Linked DNA regions of Homo sapiens: region 2 is linked to region 1. A link is a loop called in an ENCODE intact Hi-C map of the cell type or tissue named here. Cell type or tissue: IMR-90. All regions are shown on one strand.

Evidence for each region. Peaks named below come from ENCODE experiments on the same cell type or tissue, not always from the same donor. Only the 100,000 strongest peaks of a DNase experiment are listed, where the experiment ranks them.
Region 2: it touches region 1 in a loop (5-fold over the local background); 5 of 110 quality-filtered maps call a loop at or near these places.

The regions. Positions count from the first base shown.
Region 1 is chr6:169,070,109-169,078,108 of GRCh38, forward strand. LOC124901469 (a long non-coding RNA gene) reads left to right here and starts at 5,312. Exons shown (of 2, transcript XR_007059888.1): 1 at 5,312-5,539. RefSeq lists an enhancer at 1-905. In IMR-90, a CTCF peak has its summit at 468; DNase peaks (open chromatin) are centred at 653, 3,413 and 5,293; H3K27ac peaks cover 5,401 bases.
Region 2 is chr6:169,141,577-169,149,576 of GRCh38, forward strand. No RefSeq gene overlaps it. Among named protein-coding and RNA genes, the nearest start is that of LINC01615, 17 kb to the right of the region's middle. In IMR-90, no CTCF peak of the experiment used is centred here; DNase peaks (open chromatin) are centred at 4,085 and 4,525; H3K27ac peaks cover 1,781 bases.

The sequences.
Region 1 (8,000 bases):
GAACTTGGCCTGGCTCTCCTTGCTCCTCAGCCTGCAGACCGCCTATTGTGGGACCCTGTGATTGGGTGAGTTAATACTTAATAAACTCCTCTTTTACATATACATCTATTGCATTAGCTCTGTACCTCTAGAGAACCCTGACTGATACACTTACCATGCCCGCACACACACAGCAACTGTGTGAAATGATGTCCGCATTAATTGGCTTGACTGTAGTCCTTGCTTCCCTATGAGTGTGCATGACCAGATCACTGGATCCAAACAGCGTGTCACACACCTTAAATACATGCAATACAGTAAATTAAAACTATGACGTTCCCATGTGTTCTTAGCATGATGAAAAAGAAATGCCAGATTCACAGTGTGTTTTCTGGGGAGAGCAAAGAGGGGAAATTTATGTGCCAAACTGGAGTCCCTTAAAAGAAAATGAATTTCAGATATTTCAGCCTGCTCTCACCAGGAGGGGTTCTCTGCTAATAATTGTGAAGGAACGCGATAGTCAGAGGCACAGAGGGCCTGAGTGCAGCTTTAATAACTTTGGACAGGACCTGGGTCCTGAGCGTGAGTCACGCTGAGGTCGCTGTGAACGGCTGAGCCCTGGGCTGTGAGTCAGCCCCTCGAGGCGCATGATACAGCTTCAGGCTCCACCAACAGTAGGTGCTTAGAGACTCATGGGCTGCTGGGTTATGACCGAATGAATCAGCCTGAGGGAGAAGATGGTTTTACGACAGAAAGTGGGACTGTGGTGCCAATTTTCTGTTTGAGTTTTGTGTGTCTACACAGTTTGACAAAAATGGCATTTTATTTAAGCATTGTGCACATTTCTTAGAGAATCCGAGGTGACCTATCTTGAGAAAAGGAATTCAAGCTGGACCGACCACAGACCTCGTGCTAAGCATTGGAATCATTGCCCTGCCAGATAGCATTTCAACATCTATTTCCATCCTTCTTCACAATATTACTTTTAACTGATGTCAAAATAAACAAGCCTAGGAATATCCAAGCAATTTGTTCTCAGAGCGCCTGGTGTCCAGTTCAGTGCCTGGACTGAGTCAATAGCACTGTGAGTGATAACATTCTTTATACTGTTAACCAAAAAAAAAGATAGGTTCCATGATTTTTTGTGCCCCACGTATTAATACATGGTTGTAGCAATTATTTTCATGCACAAGGACTGTGCACCTACCTGTGTTTTTGATTCTGCATTAAGGAACCATTCATATCAAATGTTATAAACCAGGGAGCTGGGTTTATAGTTAACATACACACATGCACACAAAATAACTGTCAACATTTAAGCAAGTTGCTTACAGATTAAAACTATGTTGACAATAATCGCAAATAGAGTACTATTGACACCTCAGAAGGACTTCTGTTGCCCTCCTCACCCTCCCTCCCTTCCTTCCAGAAGGTGACCCCTAATCTGAGGGCCAACGCTGCAAAGCGGCTCTGTCTGTTTCAAAGCTGAGCACACGTGGTGTCACGTGACACATGGTCTTTTGCGTCTGACCCCTTCTAGTCTGCATGATGTTTGTGGCATTCATCCATGTCCTATGCAGTAGAGAAGATGCCATTCCTGTAAAGTAACTCATTGTAAAAAGAGACACCGTTACTTATTGATACATGCTACTGCTGATAGACATTTGATGTGTTCTCAGTTTGAGGTCATAATGAATAAGACTTCTGTGAACATACTTGATATGGCTTGGCTCTGTGTCCCCACCCAAATCTCATCTCAAATTGTGATCCCCATGTATCGAGGGTGGGACCTGGTAGGAGGTGATTGGATCGTGGGTGCGGTTTCCCCCAGGCTGTTGTGATAGTGAGGAAGTCTCATGAGAGCTGATGGTTTAAAGGTGGCGCTCCTCACTTGGTTCTTGGTTCTCTCTCTCTCCTGCTGCCTTGTGACGAAGGTATTTGCTTCTCCTTCACCTTCCTCCATGATTGTAAGTTTCCTGAGGCCTCCCCAGCCATGCTGAACTGTGAGTCAATTAAACCTCTTTCCTCTATAAATGACCCAGTTTCAGGCAGTTCCTTACAGCAGTGTGAAAATGGATGAATACAACACCGTGTGCTTCCTTGGTGCTCATATGCACGTTTATGATGTCTGATGTCGCGGCAATGAATATGTCTTCACAGGACGCCAGCTGCAACCATCTGCAATCCACTGCTGCCTTAGTGTGAAGGCTGCACTGCCTGGGAGCTGTTCCTCAGCAACATTCACGTGGATAGGAAGGCTTAGCGGAGCCCGTCCTTGGGGAGGCGCTGGGCTTCTCTGACCGCTGGCTTTGGCCTTGGGGCTCTGCAGCAGCAGTGGCAGTCTCTCAGTCTACAAAGAGGTCCAAGATGCATCCTCCCAGCCTCCTTTCTCTCTGTCCTCCTCTGGGGTAGAACTCGAGTCCCAGCCTGGCCACTCTCCCACATTGTTTCCCTTGCACAGGCATTCCTCCTTGTAAAATCCTCACCCAGTTAATGTCAGTGTGGCCTCTGCTCCCCGGAGCCCCGGACCACCCAGGGTCCTGCCCAGATCCTCTTAGATTCCATGCACAGCGTGCGTCTGTGGGTTTGCTGCTTGGGGTCCACACCACAGACCTCATGAGAGTATCCAGAGGCTGTGGAACAGGGTGTCCCATCGGGAGGGAGGAGTGCTTAGGAATCCAAAGCCCCAGATGAGTCTGTGGCCTGGGAGTGACCGGGCAAAAGCCCCTTGCACTCGCCTCAAGGCAGGACATATCCCGAGACGCAGTTTCTACTTCAGTGCCCTTTGACAGATCCGGCTGAGGCTGGGACTTCACCTGAAATCCAAGGTTTGAAGAGAATGGCAGGAGTTTGAAGTTGTTCCTGAGAATTAGGGAGCGAATTTTGACCAGGGAATCACAGCTAGGGAGAGGCCAGAGCTAAGGACCCACTTGGCGCTGTAACTGGGGGCATCCCGAGAGCCGCACTCACCCGAATTGAACCAAACGCATCAGGACCACAGTGTGTCTACATTTCAAAAGTACCTTATTCTTATTGACACAGCAGATTTGTACACAAGAATAAACAATATGAACCAACACTTTATGGTTTTTATTTAAAAGTGTGCCTTTGAGAAGTGATGAAAAAGCAGAATTTTCTGGAGAAAAACTTGGGAATCAGATGATGAAATCACTTTCCAAAATATGACTTTACATTAGAATGTCTGCTAGAGAAGCCTGGAATCTGGATAAGACCAACAACAGGAGGCTGCAGCTCCTACACCAGCCCCACCCTGATGTTCTGGGTGGCCTGGAGCAAGGAATGGGATTCCTGGGTTTCCTGACTCCACATCCTGAGAGGCTGCACCAGCCCCAGAGCAGCCCAGTTGAACGGACGGAGCAGCAGGGCTGGGGTCAAGTGGAATGCTCCCAACCCCTGCTAGGAATGCTGACCATCACCATGGGTCTTCATAAATACCCTGTGGCTATAGAAGTATTTGGGAATTCACCAAGATATCCCAGCTGCCTCTCCTACAGAATTCTTCATCTTGACCCTAGATAATTACTGCATTGCAAATTCAGAAAACTATGTGACCAGCTTCATGCCAGAGAGCCACTCGGGGCTGTGAAAGAGTTTAGCCATGACACACAGTGCATTGCAGGAGAACGGCCTTCTCTGTGTAATGAGACCCCTACGGCTGCAAACCTCGGTGCTTTCATTACAGTTCCATCTTAGCAAAATTATTTCACTCCTTGAAGCCTCAGTTCCCATATGTGTAAAATGGGGAAATAGCTCAACCTCCCAGGAGCACAGGCAGGTATTCCAAAGACATGGACAATTACTAGTGTAAACTGGGATCCATTTCTTGAAAGTAAGCATTTTGATAAGAGAGAAAAATAAAGTATATTTTTAAAGGCCAAAATAGTTTGTTTTGTTTTGTTTTGTTTCTTTGAGATGGAGTCTCACTCTGTCACCCAGGCTGGATGGAGTGCAGTGGCACGATCTCGGCTCACTGCAACCTCCACCTCCCGGGTTCAAGCAATTCTCCTGTCTCAACCTCTCGAGTAGCTGGGACTACAGGTGCACACCACCACCCCCAGCTAATTTTCATATTTTCAGTAGAGACAAGGTTTCACCTTATTGGTCAGGCTGGTATCGAACTCCTGACCTTAGGTGATCCCCCCCGCCTCTGCCTCCCAAGGTGCTGGGATTACAGGTGTGAGCCACTGTGCCCGGCCAAGATTTTTAAAAGTCTATGTGATGATATTGGCAGATCACATAACATACCATTAAGTATAGTTTGCTGAAAAAAAAAAATGCTTTGGAATCTGATACACGTTAGTTGCAATTCCTGTCTGTCACTCATGGACATATACATCTTCATCAAATAAATGTTTATTGCTTTCCTACCAAGCTTTTGCCCCAAATTCTTAATACATACAATTGAATTCCTTTCCTAAAATGGATATCATGATTCCCACTCTGAGGACTAACTGTGATTAGAAATGAATGGCCCTGACCGGAGCGTCTTACAGAATGTTGGCCTCACAGGGACCCCCTGGCTTCTTTTTATCATATCCCTCTAGTCCCCTGGAACTGCTGTAAATAAGCCATGTGGATTTATCATTTCTGCTTGAGGGAAAGTTTGTCTTGGCATATTTGGAAAAAATAAACAAACTAAAGATATTGGGCAGCTTGAGAATAAGCCAGGGGCTGCCCTATGCTACAAGTCTTCAGAAATGAGTCGGGATGATACTTCAACCCCACTTGGATCAAAGACTTGGAAATGAGGAAAGGAAAATCATACCTAAGGTCACTTCCGAAGGTCAGAGGATATCTGAAGGCATGTGAGGATGTGAGGAAGGCTCTGGATTTACTGTTTCCGGCTAACGCTATTCAGAAGTGTTAATGAAATAGTCACTAAAGCTTCTCATGTGCTTCCCATGTGTTTACTTGTGTGTAAGGACCATACAGTTTGATAAGACAGTATTTGTGCACAAAGAAACAATCTAAGAACATACATTTAGCTGCTAAGATGTATGACATAAACTTTGTCTACTTTGACAGCCAGAAAAAAAATGGAAACTCAGTGAGGGCTGAGGCATTCTTGCACAGCGGGAATGAGCGTTGTTTTGGAGGAGCCATGGACACACTGCTTAGTTTTCGTTTTCAGCATGTGGCCAACAGCTCAGGCAAGGAGAAGAGAAGTTGCAGGCTCCCTTCTTGGCTGTGGCAGCTAACGCGGGAGGAGTTGCATTGGGTCGTGGACACGTGGCCTGCTTCTCTTCCACTGAAAAACTGCACAGATGCAGAGAAATTCTGCAAAGCTCATTCGGAAAACATTTCACAACAACGGAATGACACGACCAAGCTGCACACGATCTTTAGTTCTTAATACAAAGATCGGAAAGAAAATAAATCAGAAAGGATATTACATCACATTACATTTTCTGGTGAAGCAGTTTAGCCATGTCTCTTACTGAGGTCTGAACCACCACAGGACATGAACGCAGGGGAGCGACTGAGGAGCGTGGAGGTCAGTTCCTCTGGGGTGTGGAGGACGTGACGGCGTTTACTTGAGGTAAACCTCGCAAGGGGGAGAAGTTTGCTCAAAAAGTCTTTAAATAACAAATGAGGGAGATTCTATTTTATTCCATAAGCAATGGATAGGCAGCCAAGTTTTCTTGAGAAAAAATAGACACAATTTGAGCAATTCTAGCATATGGTTAGAAATTTATGTCTGGCACAAAATTACGTTTGCAAGTTTATAGCCCCTAGCATTAGTTTTTAAGCAACATTACAGCAACTAGCCTGGTAAAAACGAGAACACAGGTAATAAGCCCAAGGTCAGCTCAGGGTGAAGTGGGTCCATCTGCAAGAGACCTTTACCCTTCAATGGAGCAGAAAGTGGGAGGGAGCCGGGGCCTTGGGTGAATTCCCTGAACAGCTGCAATCACCCTGGACTGTTTGCTTCTGAACTTTCTATTCCCCGAAAACACATCTTTTTTGGTGAGGCTGCTGTAATTTGGTTTGGTTAGATGCTGCTGAAGTCATCATTATTGACACAATGTATGCAGTCAATACTTGTGAGAAGTCTGGCTGCAGAAGTAGGAGACAGAGCAACAACTGGAATGTGTCCAGAACCTCCCGGGAAGCACAGGTTATGTGGTCATATTCACTCACAGGCCTGAATCTGCACCAGAAGAAATGATAGGCACCTACTAAGGCCCAAGTCTCAGGGGAGGCCCAGCTGGGCCCGCTTGGACGGATGGAGTCCCGTGAGTCCCAACGTCTTTACAGAACTACACACCAAGCATCCCTGCCCATCAGGACCAGTGTCCTTTCATCATCCACGAGCTCCACAGGAAGCCTTCAGTTCACTGATGTCTATGAAGAACTGTGCTTTCCAGCAGGCTCTGAGGATTCCCAGCTGGGGCTCAGGACTATTGCAGCTCTCAGTTTGTGGTCCATGTGCACTTGGTCTGCATGCTTTCTGGGGAAGCCTGAGCCTCGGCACTCTGAGGAGCTGGTGAGGAATAGTGAGTTCTAGTATGCTTGTCTGAGAAGGACTGTGTCCTACTTGGAGTAGAGCTAGAAATGGATTCCCTATTTATAGTGCCTCAGCCCCTTCCTGCAGGACACCATCAATATGTCCCACGCAGGAGTAGCATTTGGAGAACGAAACACAGGTGACAGGAAAGGATGCACGAGCTGCAGCAGGAATGCAAAGACAGCACGGGGCTCTGGGAGACCCATCGAGGGGGCAGCACTCAGATTCTTTATTAAACGTTGAGTAGAAATTTCCCAAGAGAGGATGAGGAGGAGATTTCAGTGTGTCTGGCGTGCTTAGAATACAGTGAAGGTCAGGTTCATTGAACTGACCAGTTGCACCTGGGAGAGCGGGGATTGCTCAGGGAAGAAAGGGATTGAAGCAATTGAGTCGTGACCCACATACCACACCAGGCCGCTCCAGCTTGTTGCTGGACACGAAGACCCATCATAGAAGGAGTTTAAAAACAGTGCCAGACTTGAGGTGTATTTTAGGACGTTGGAGCAAAGACGGGCAGGGACAGTTGGGCCCATCATTGCTGACGGGACTGACTTCACCTCGATAATACGCACATTCACACTGTCATTCCCTGCACGGGCAGATTATGTTCTACGCTGCATCTGGCTCACAAATGCTGGCAAGGAAGAAGATGGTTTTTATACTTATTAATTTTAAAGCTGACCTGGATGTATGACCTTCAACTGTGTTTTTTTCTAACTTAAAAGGATACACATGTTACATTCATGTCATTTTAGAAATCATTCTTTCATTTACAACTACACCTATATTCAAATTAACAGCTGATTCCAATTTTAAAAATGTTCTCTTGAGGAACCTCTTCACCTTCCTTCCACCCCCCAAAAATCTATGAGTAAATTTGAACATCTTGATACATACAAAATTATACATTGTCTGGATTTTGGGAGAATATTTTAGGATATTGATTTTGTTGCGTTATTCGAGTTTAGACAATAGTTAACATAAGTATTCATATGTAGAGGTCTTTGTGCTTCATTAGAAATATATCCAACTAAACATAACAACAAAAAGCCTTGCGAAACTACATATCTCTTATACTTTTGTGCTGTTTTTCTGTGTGTAACTAAACGTGGGATACAGCAAAAATATTTTCACATTGTTTAAAATTAAGAGTATGTACAATTCCATTTCTTCCATTTAAAGACCCACTAAGTCACTCAGTGTATTTGGAACCCACACCATACGAGGGAAAGCACATCACTTTTAGTGGTTTCTAAAGGCGAATAGAAAAGTGATTCATACAACCAAAGCAAGAAGATTTTGAATGTAGAAGCAAAGAGAAGCAGAAGCAGAAGCAGATGTCTAAGCCAGGGGACACCCACCGCGCTGTGGCCCCAGGGCCCTGCTAGAAGGTGTTTCTCACCCAGAATGGCTCACGGCTGCCTTGGCATCTCCAGTGCTGAGGCTTTTCGTAGGTGACTGCCTCAGAAACAGAAAATGAATGTCTAGTCGT
Region 2 (8,000 bases), 71 kb after region 1:
TTTTGAAATACTGCTAATGTTGACCCAATCTCGGGTTACATAAAAAAATAATAATAATAATAAAGTAAACTTGCATGCTTTTCAGCTGAGCTCTTCCTTCTCTATGAAGAATTAACATGACAACTCACATCTGCTCTTGGGATCGGCTGTTGATGGTCCTCTGTGTAATTCGCAAAGACACTCCAACAGGATGAGCAAAGTCACAGCTGCTAAAGTGGGGACTGGTCAGAGCCAATTAGGTCGTCCACTCACCCTGCTTCAGGACAGGATTGTTTACTTTCAGAAGTTGGTCCAAACTCAAGAGTCATGATAGACGCAAGTTGTTCCTGACAAGCAGAGCCTCCCTCCCCGGCGCACAGGGCCTCTTCCTCGTCCACAGTGTGAGCCGGCTGAGGTGGTGGTGTCACGGGGTTGGAGGGTCACCAGCAGCATTGGCATATGTGTGGGCCTGAGCACAGATCATGCTGGAACACGCACAGGGAGCCTTTGCTCAGAAACCAGTTAGCAGCGCAACTCAACACATTTGACAAAGGTCTGCTTCTCTCTCTGCCCCGGCCCTGAATTGCCAACTAAGGCCTTTGCCAGGAGGGCATATCCCCAGCGCCACTGTTTCCCCAGCAACGGGGATGGCTGCATTCATGTATTCCCCCTCAAGGGATCACTGTAGTTTCCCCAGCAATGGGGATGGCTGCATTCATGTTTTTCCCCCTCAAGGGATCACTGTAGTTTCCCCAGCAATGGGGATGGCTGCATTCATGTTTTTCCCCCTCAAGGATCACTGTAGCAATTATGTGTCATGCATTTGCAGAAGCACTGAGAATAAGCAAGTAAAAAGGAAGTTCCTGAAGTGAACTAAACTAGAGCATGCCAAGCGCTATAATTAGATCTGTTCTGGAGGCCGTGGTGCAGAGGAGGGCAGCAGCCCTAATTCGGACAGATGCTGCTCATGGAAGCCCGAGCAAGTCGGTCATGGCTCCCTAGACAGGACATCGCTTATGGCAAATCTCGCTCCTCCATTCCCTCATCCGATGGCTTAGAATGCCAGCAGTTCCTCCCGTTCCTCATCCCCTCGGTACTCCTACCCCCACCAAAGCACGCACCTGCTTCTCAGAGTCCTTGAGGAGGGCCACCTGTCCCAGCAACAAAGGGTCCATGTTCCACAGGAAGCTGAAGCCTAAACCAGGATGAGTGTTGATCCCAGCAGAGATGACGATGCTTCTACCCAAAGGTCAGTTATCATCACATGTATAAACCCACAACAGAAGCAGGTAAGGCAGTAAATATGGACTAAATGCAGTTAATTCACTAATTCTTTCATATAATTGTGTGGTTCTCATCCCTCTTTTCCCAGTCCAACAAGCAGTATTTTTTTCTCACTCTAAGGCTTCCAAAGATATCAACTAAGCTAATTACAAAACGATTTTTAAAAATAGGTATACATCTTTAATAAAGTACATATATTCCTGAAATGCTTCTCTTGAAATAAATGTCTATAGGTGAAATGGGAGTCTCCTGATCCCCCTCAAATAACGTGTAATGGGGGTGTGGCTCACCTGTTCCATCGCCGCCACCATCCAAACCCCTGACCGGAGTGGGAGCATGCAGACAGGCAGGTGCAAGCAGGGACAATTGCTTTGGGCTCCAGCCCTGCAGTAGTGTCTAGGGGTGGGTGCCTGCAGTCCCAGTGTTACCATGTTCTTTTAGCTTTGCCATCCACAGATGGCTTAAGTGTTAACCAGCTCAGTGGACCCTCTGCCTTTTGCAAGGGCCAAGGGCCAGTGTGACAGCTTTCTGTATCCTGAGCTCTTGCGCAGCATCCTGGAAGAATCGGGTCACACACAGATTTGAAGGATGAATGCAGGGTTTTGCTGAGTGGTGGACGTGGCTCTCGGTGGGATGGATGGGGAGCTGGAAGGGAGGATGGAGTGGGAAGGCGATCTTCCCCTGGAGTCTGGCTGTCCAGCAGCCGAAGTCCTCTCCAACCACACCCAGCCGAACTCCTCTCATCATTCAGACACTCCTCCTCTTCTCTCTTTCTCTGCTGCCTTGTTCTGCTGTCTATCTGCTTGTCTCCTCACCTGCTCATCTGCTTCTGGAGCCTGGGGTTCAGGGTTTATATGGGTACAGAATTGGGGGGAGGTGTGGTGGGCCAAAGGCAACTTTTTCGGCTCAAAAACAGAAAAGCCTTTTCCCACTTAGGGCCATGGGTCTCCAGGCTTGAGGGTGGGGCCTTTGCTGGGGGAACTGCCTTCTTCTACGCCATATTTTCTTGTCTCCTGTCTATAACAGGTGAAGCAGCTTCTCTGTTGAATTACATTTTAGTTTAGGAAAATACTTTTGCAACTATTTCTGCTGTGAACTGTGGAGAGAAAAGAGAAGCTATCAAGCATAAATAGTTTTCTTCTTCTTAGTGGAGCTCAGAAATGTATGGGGAAAGAGTTGTTTACATTTTCATAAGAATTTCCTTTATTCAAATTTTAAGAACACACAGTGAATTTATTTTTTTATTATATTGATATTGTTGTATAATGAAAACTAATTTCACAACCTTTTACAATAGTTTACATTGTTTACATTTTATTTAATTCACATTTTGAAAAAGTAGAATCCAGTTAGCTGATATGAGCAAACACACTTCAGTTGGCAGATGTCTCCTTCACAATGAAATAAACCTTCAAGAGAGGACAGGAGGTACAGAAGACGCCCAGGGGTACCCTACAGTGAGGGCTGCCAGGAGAAAATATCCCTATTTTCCAAGATGCTTTGATTCTTTTAATACAGGTGACTTCGATTTTGTCTTAATTTCTTCTTACCTCTTTGGGATTAAAACACCTTAAGCAGAGTAAATGACAGAGCTGCACACATCTGCTGTTCCTGATTTATCTCAGTGCAGTGGGTACCTCCACATGGTTGAGATGCAGAATTCTTTACCAAGAGGTCATGCTGTCAAAGACAACATATGTTGTGCAGCTCTGCAAATAATTCTTCCAGCATTTGCTATTCACCAGGCAGAGGAGGCCAGTGATCTAGAAAGCATTTCCTACTAACTTCCTCAGCCTCATCCCTGCTCACCCATGCCCATAAGCCCAGCCTTCCCTTCTCTATGGGTCCAGGTATTCAGGAAGGAACAGAAAGTTGGCTTCCGGAATTGCTTTTTATTAAAATATCAGTTTAGAGTTATTTTCTTTGTTTTAAATAGAAAATACGAAAGACAAATCTTGTGATTGCCTGTCAAGAGAGCTTATCCAAGGCACAAGCTGACCATAGGGCAGTATTTAAACTTCTGCATCTCACTCAGCCGCCTTCTGCCCCTTTGCAAAGCAGCTCGAATGCAGGCGTGCGCTTGCTGTCTCTGCCTGGGCTGCTCCTGTGGGGCTGGGTGCACCCGCTCCAGCAGTTCAGGTCTTCACTGGATAGGAGTCTCTATCCACAGTAACATGCCCTTCTCTGTGACTCTCTAGTTTTCTGTCTTTTCACCCATAGCCTCTGATATATAATATATTACTATGCATCTTTCCGCTTGAAAGTAAACTCAATAATAACAAGGAACTTGACTGTTTTGTTCACTGCTGTATCTCCATTCTCTGGAATAAACATACATTAATTTAAAACATAAATTAATAAATGATTTATTAATAGGTTAATGAATACACTGTAATACACATGGAATACACATGGCTGAGACTCTGCAGCCATAGACTCGTGATGATGTTGTGCTGAATAAGCTCTTCTGGACACTCTTGCTAAGCCCATAACTAAATAGTCAGCAACTAAAAAACTTATCCCATTTTAAGTGATATGTAAAATCACAGAACATAAAAAAGAAATGAATCTTAAGCTACCTCCATCGGAGTCAGGGTCACAAATTCCTATTTTATGGGGATTATGGTCTCTGAAATATTTCAGAATTACAGAAACAATCAAAAAATGCCTTCCAGACATGAATCTGAATGGTAGATTCTCCATCAACACAGACATTCTGTTTTGGTATCAGTGACTCCCAGGCTGGATCAGCAACCATCTCCCACATGCCTGGAATAACTGCTGGCTGCGTCCGTCACAGGCTGGTGGTGGTTATTTGGAGAGATGTTTACATGTCTCAAACCTCCACACAGGCAAGAGATAAATTCTCCGAAGAATTAAAACATACATTCTGAATTGGACTCAAGAGAAAAATCCTGTGGATTCTTAACCCCAGGCAAAATGCAGACCATATAATGAATACAATGTGTTTTCGGGGGGCGGGGAGGGGCGGGGAGAAACATCACCACCACCAGCAATGCACTTTTTCAAGGTCTTTGGCAGAAACTGATATATAAACAGATTTTTTAAAGCAACTAACCTCAGAATTGTTTATTTCATTCTCTTTAAAAAGAAAGGATCATCTATTTTATCAAAGCACAGTGGAACAATTTCCTTCTTTCAGAAATGAAATAACAAAGATGCATTATTCCCTGCGGTGGGAGCAAGTGTCTTTCCTCATTTCCCCATCAGCCGCCATCTGCACACGTGGCTCCAGCAACGGCCTGTGCTTCATGGCTGGGAGTCAGCACAGCACATGGTAAAATTCATCACAAGTTTCTCTTTGGATGCAATCCAGAAAGAAAAGGATTTCAGATTTAGAGAAAAGGAATGGGTGGTCAAGGGATTCTAAAATTCAGTCTTCAAAACAAGCTGGAGCCTTGCGTGCCTTCACCGTCCACAGAAACACAACAGTTATTAAATGCAGCATCCGTGTGTTCCTTTCCACGCCAACTGCATATGGCAGCAGGTTCTGCCTTGTGTCTGTGGCTGCTCTGGAGGCGGTGTCTCAGTGGTCAGAGACGCCTATGCTTTACCCACAAACAGACTCCCTGATGTGGTTTGGCTGTGTCCCCATTCAAATCTCAACTTGAATTGTATCTCCCAGAATTCCCACATGTTTTGGGAGAGACCAAGGCAGAGGTAATTGAATCATGGGGCTGGTCTTTCCTGTGCTGTTCTCATGATATAAGTAAGTCTCACGATATCTGATGGGTTTATCAGGGGTTTCTGCTTTTGCTTCTGCATCATTTTCTCTTGCTGCCACCATGTAAGAAGTGCCTTTCACCTCCCATCGTGATTCAGAGGCCTCCCCAGCTGTGTGGAGCTGTAAGTCCAATTAAACCTCTTTTTCTTCCCAGTCTCAAGTATGTCTTTATCAGCTGCAGGAAAGTGAACTAACACCCCTCCCCCTTCTTGGTGTCCACACACACTCAGGGCTCATGCTCTGGATTCTCTGCATTCTCAAGTTTGAAGCTCTGTTCCTACCCCTTGTCCTTTCCCCTCTCCATAGCCTCCAGAAAGTCCATGGCAAAGCCTGACACTTTCTATCATTTCTCTCAAAACCAGCCCAGTCTTTCCAAGCTCATTTCATCCCCCACCCAGCTCAGGTAATGAGGCCCACCAAGGTAGAGGCTGAGAGCCAGAGGGATGTGGAAACCGAAAGTAAAATTCTAAGCCTCAACCATCCAAATGGACCCCTCCTCTCGGCCAAGGCCATTGGGAAGATAACTTGAAAAACTAGTTCAGGCCATGATGGGAAGAGAGAGTCAGATGTGCCTTATCATACCCTCCTCTCTTTTGGAATTACTGATAGAACAAACTCTTTAAGTCTCATAAGAAACATTTACAGTCTATTCTCTCTGAAGCCTGCTACCTGGAAGCTTCAACTTCTTGATAAAACCTTGGTTTCCACAACCCCTTATCTTAACCCAGACATTCTTTTATATTAATTCCAGGTTTAGACAATAACTCTTTCGACCAATTGCCAATCAGAAAACCTTTGAATCGCCTATAACCTGGAAGCCCGTGCTTCCAGTTATCCTGCCTTTCCCAACCAAACCAATGTACATTTCACATGTATTGATGCCTTATGCCTCCCTAAAAATGTATAAAACCAACTTGTGGCCTGACCACTTAGGACGCAACGGAGTATCTGAAGCTGTGATGTCGACAAATGCACATACAGACAAGCAGTCAAAGAGGCGGATGGTCCAAGAGTCAATACATGTAAGACACCATCCTTCCCAAGCTAACCTTGCATAGTATTTGCAGTTTAGAAGGTATTAATATTAGAGCAGTTCCTAACTGAAGGCCCACAGAAGATGAAGTCAGAATGGAAGACTGAGGCAAAGGAGGGTGGGCCATTGCAGGAACTTCGCACTAGACAACATAAAGGATTCTCCTGCTGACTCATCTAACAAATGTTCACTGAGTACGTACTAAAAACTGAGTACCTGCTCACTCTGATGATAGTTTCTTTTGCTGTTACAGAATGGGAGAAAATCTTTGCAATCTACCCATCTGACAAAAGGCTAATATCCAGAATCTACAAAGAACTTAAACAAATTTGCATGAAAAAAACAACCCCATCAAAAAGTGGGCAAAGGATATGAACAGACACTTCTCAAAAGAATACATTTATGCAACCAAAAGGCATATGAAAAAATGCTCATCATCACTGGTCATCAGAGAAATGCAAATCAAAACCACAATGAGATACCATCTCAAGCGATCATTAAATGATCATTAAAAAGTCAGGATTTTAATGGCGATCATTAAAAAGTCAGGAAACAATACATGCTGGAGAGGATATGGAGAAATAGGAACACTTTTATGCTGTTGGTGGGAGTGTAAACTAGTTCAACCATTATGGAAGACAGTGTGGTGATTCCTCAAGGATCTGGAACTAGAAAAACCATTTGACCCAGTGATCCCTTTACTGGGTATATACCCAAAGGATTATAAAACATACTACTATAAAGACACATGCACACGTATGTTTATTGCACTATTCACAATAGCAAAGACTTGGAACCAACCCAAATGTCCATCAATGATAGACTGGATTAAGAAAATGTGGCACATATACACCATGGAATACCATGCAGCCATAAAAAAGGATGAGTTCATGTCCTTTACAGGGACATGGATGAAGCTGGAAACCATCATTCTGAGCAGACTTCTGAGGCTGTGTCATGTGTGTGTCTGTAACCTTGGCAAAATAAATTTTCTAAATTGACTGAGATCTGTCTCAAATATTTTGTGTTCGCAAGACAATGAGAAATAAGTCTCTGTTGTTTATAAGCCACCCAATCTATTGCCCTTTAACGGCTGAATGAACTGGGACACTGGGTTTGCTTATTAGGTCAATTTTGTCAATCTAGTTTTTCATCTCTTCTATGTTATCACTGATGTTTAGTTGGTCTGTTTTACCTTTCTGTTACTAAAGTATATTGGATTATTCCAACATGGTTGTGGGCTTATCTATTTCTCCTTCGGTTTTTTCCCATTTTTGTTTTATATATCTTGAGGTTATTTTTTAGGTGCACTAATATTTTATTAGATTAAAATCTAAATTTTATTTAGATTAAGAATTGGTATATCTTCTGTGTATGGCTCTTTGTTTTCATTACAAAAACTTCCTTACTTACTAATGCTAGAAATTTTCTGCCTTTGATGATACATTTCCCTGCTTTTTCTGTGTCCTTTTACATAAAGTATGTCTCCTGTAAAGAGCGTGTAGTTACATTTTGTTATTTTAATCCAATTCAGCAATATTATTGGTTAACTGGCACACTAAGTTCATCCATATTTTCATACCATTACAATATATTTGGATGTGAGTCTACTCTTTTATATTTCATTTTTAATGTGTGAAATCTGGTCTTAATTCATTTTTCTTATTTCTTTAATTATTTTTGCATTAATCAAGTGTTTCTATTCTAATTATGTTTTCACTCTTCTCTTAATGGCATTTTAAAGATTAACACACCCATTCCTGATTTATTTCTCGCTGATGTTATTACTGCTCCCACTTCCAAATGATGAAGGACCTTAGAACACTAGCATGATCAGTCCTCTTTGCTCTTTGTGCTTTTTGGAAGTCAGCTGTGCTAACCACCTACCACAAACACCTCTTGTTTCTGCTGTTTGAAATGTGTTTCCATTGCATTTGATCTTTTTGTTTTATTTTATTA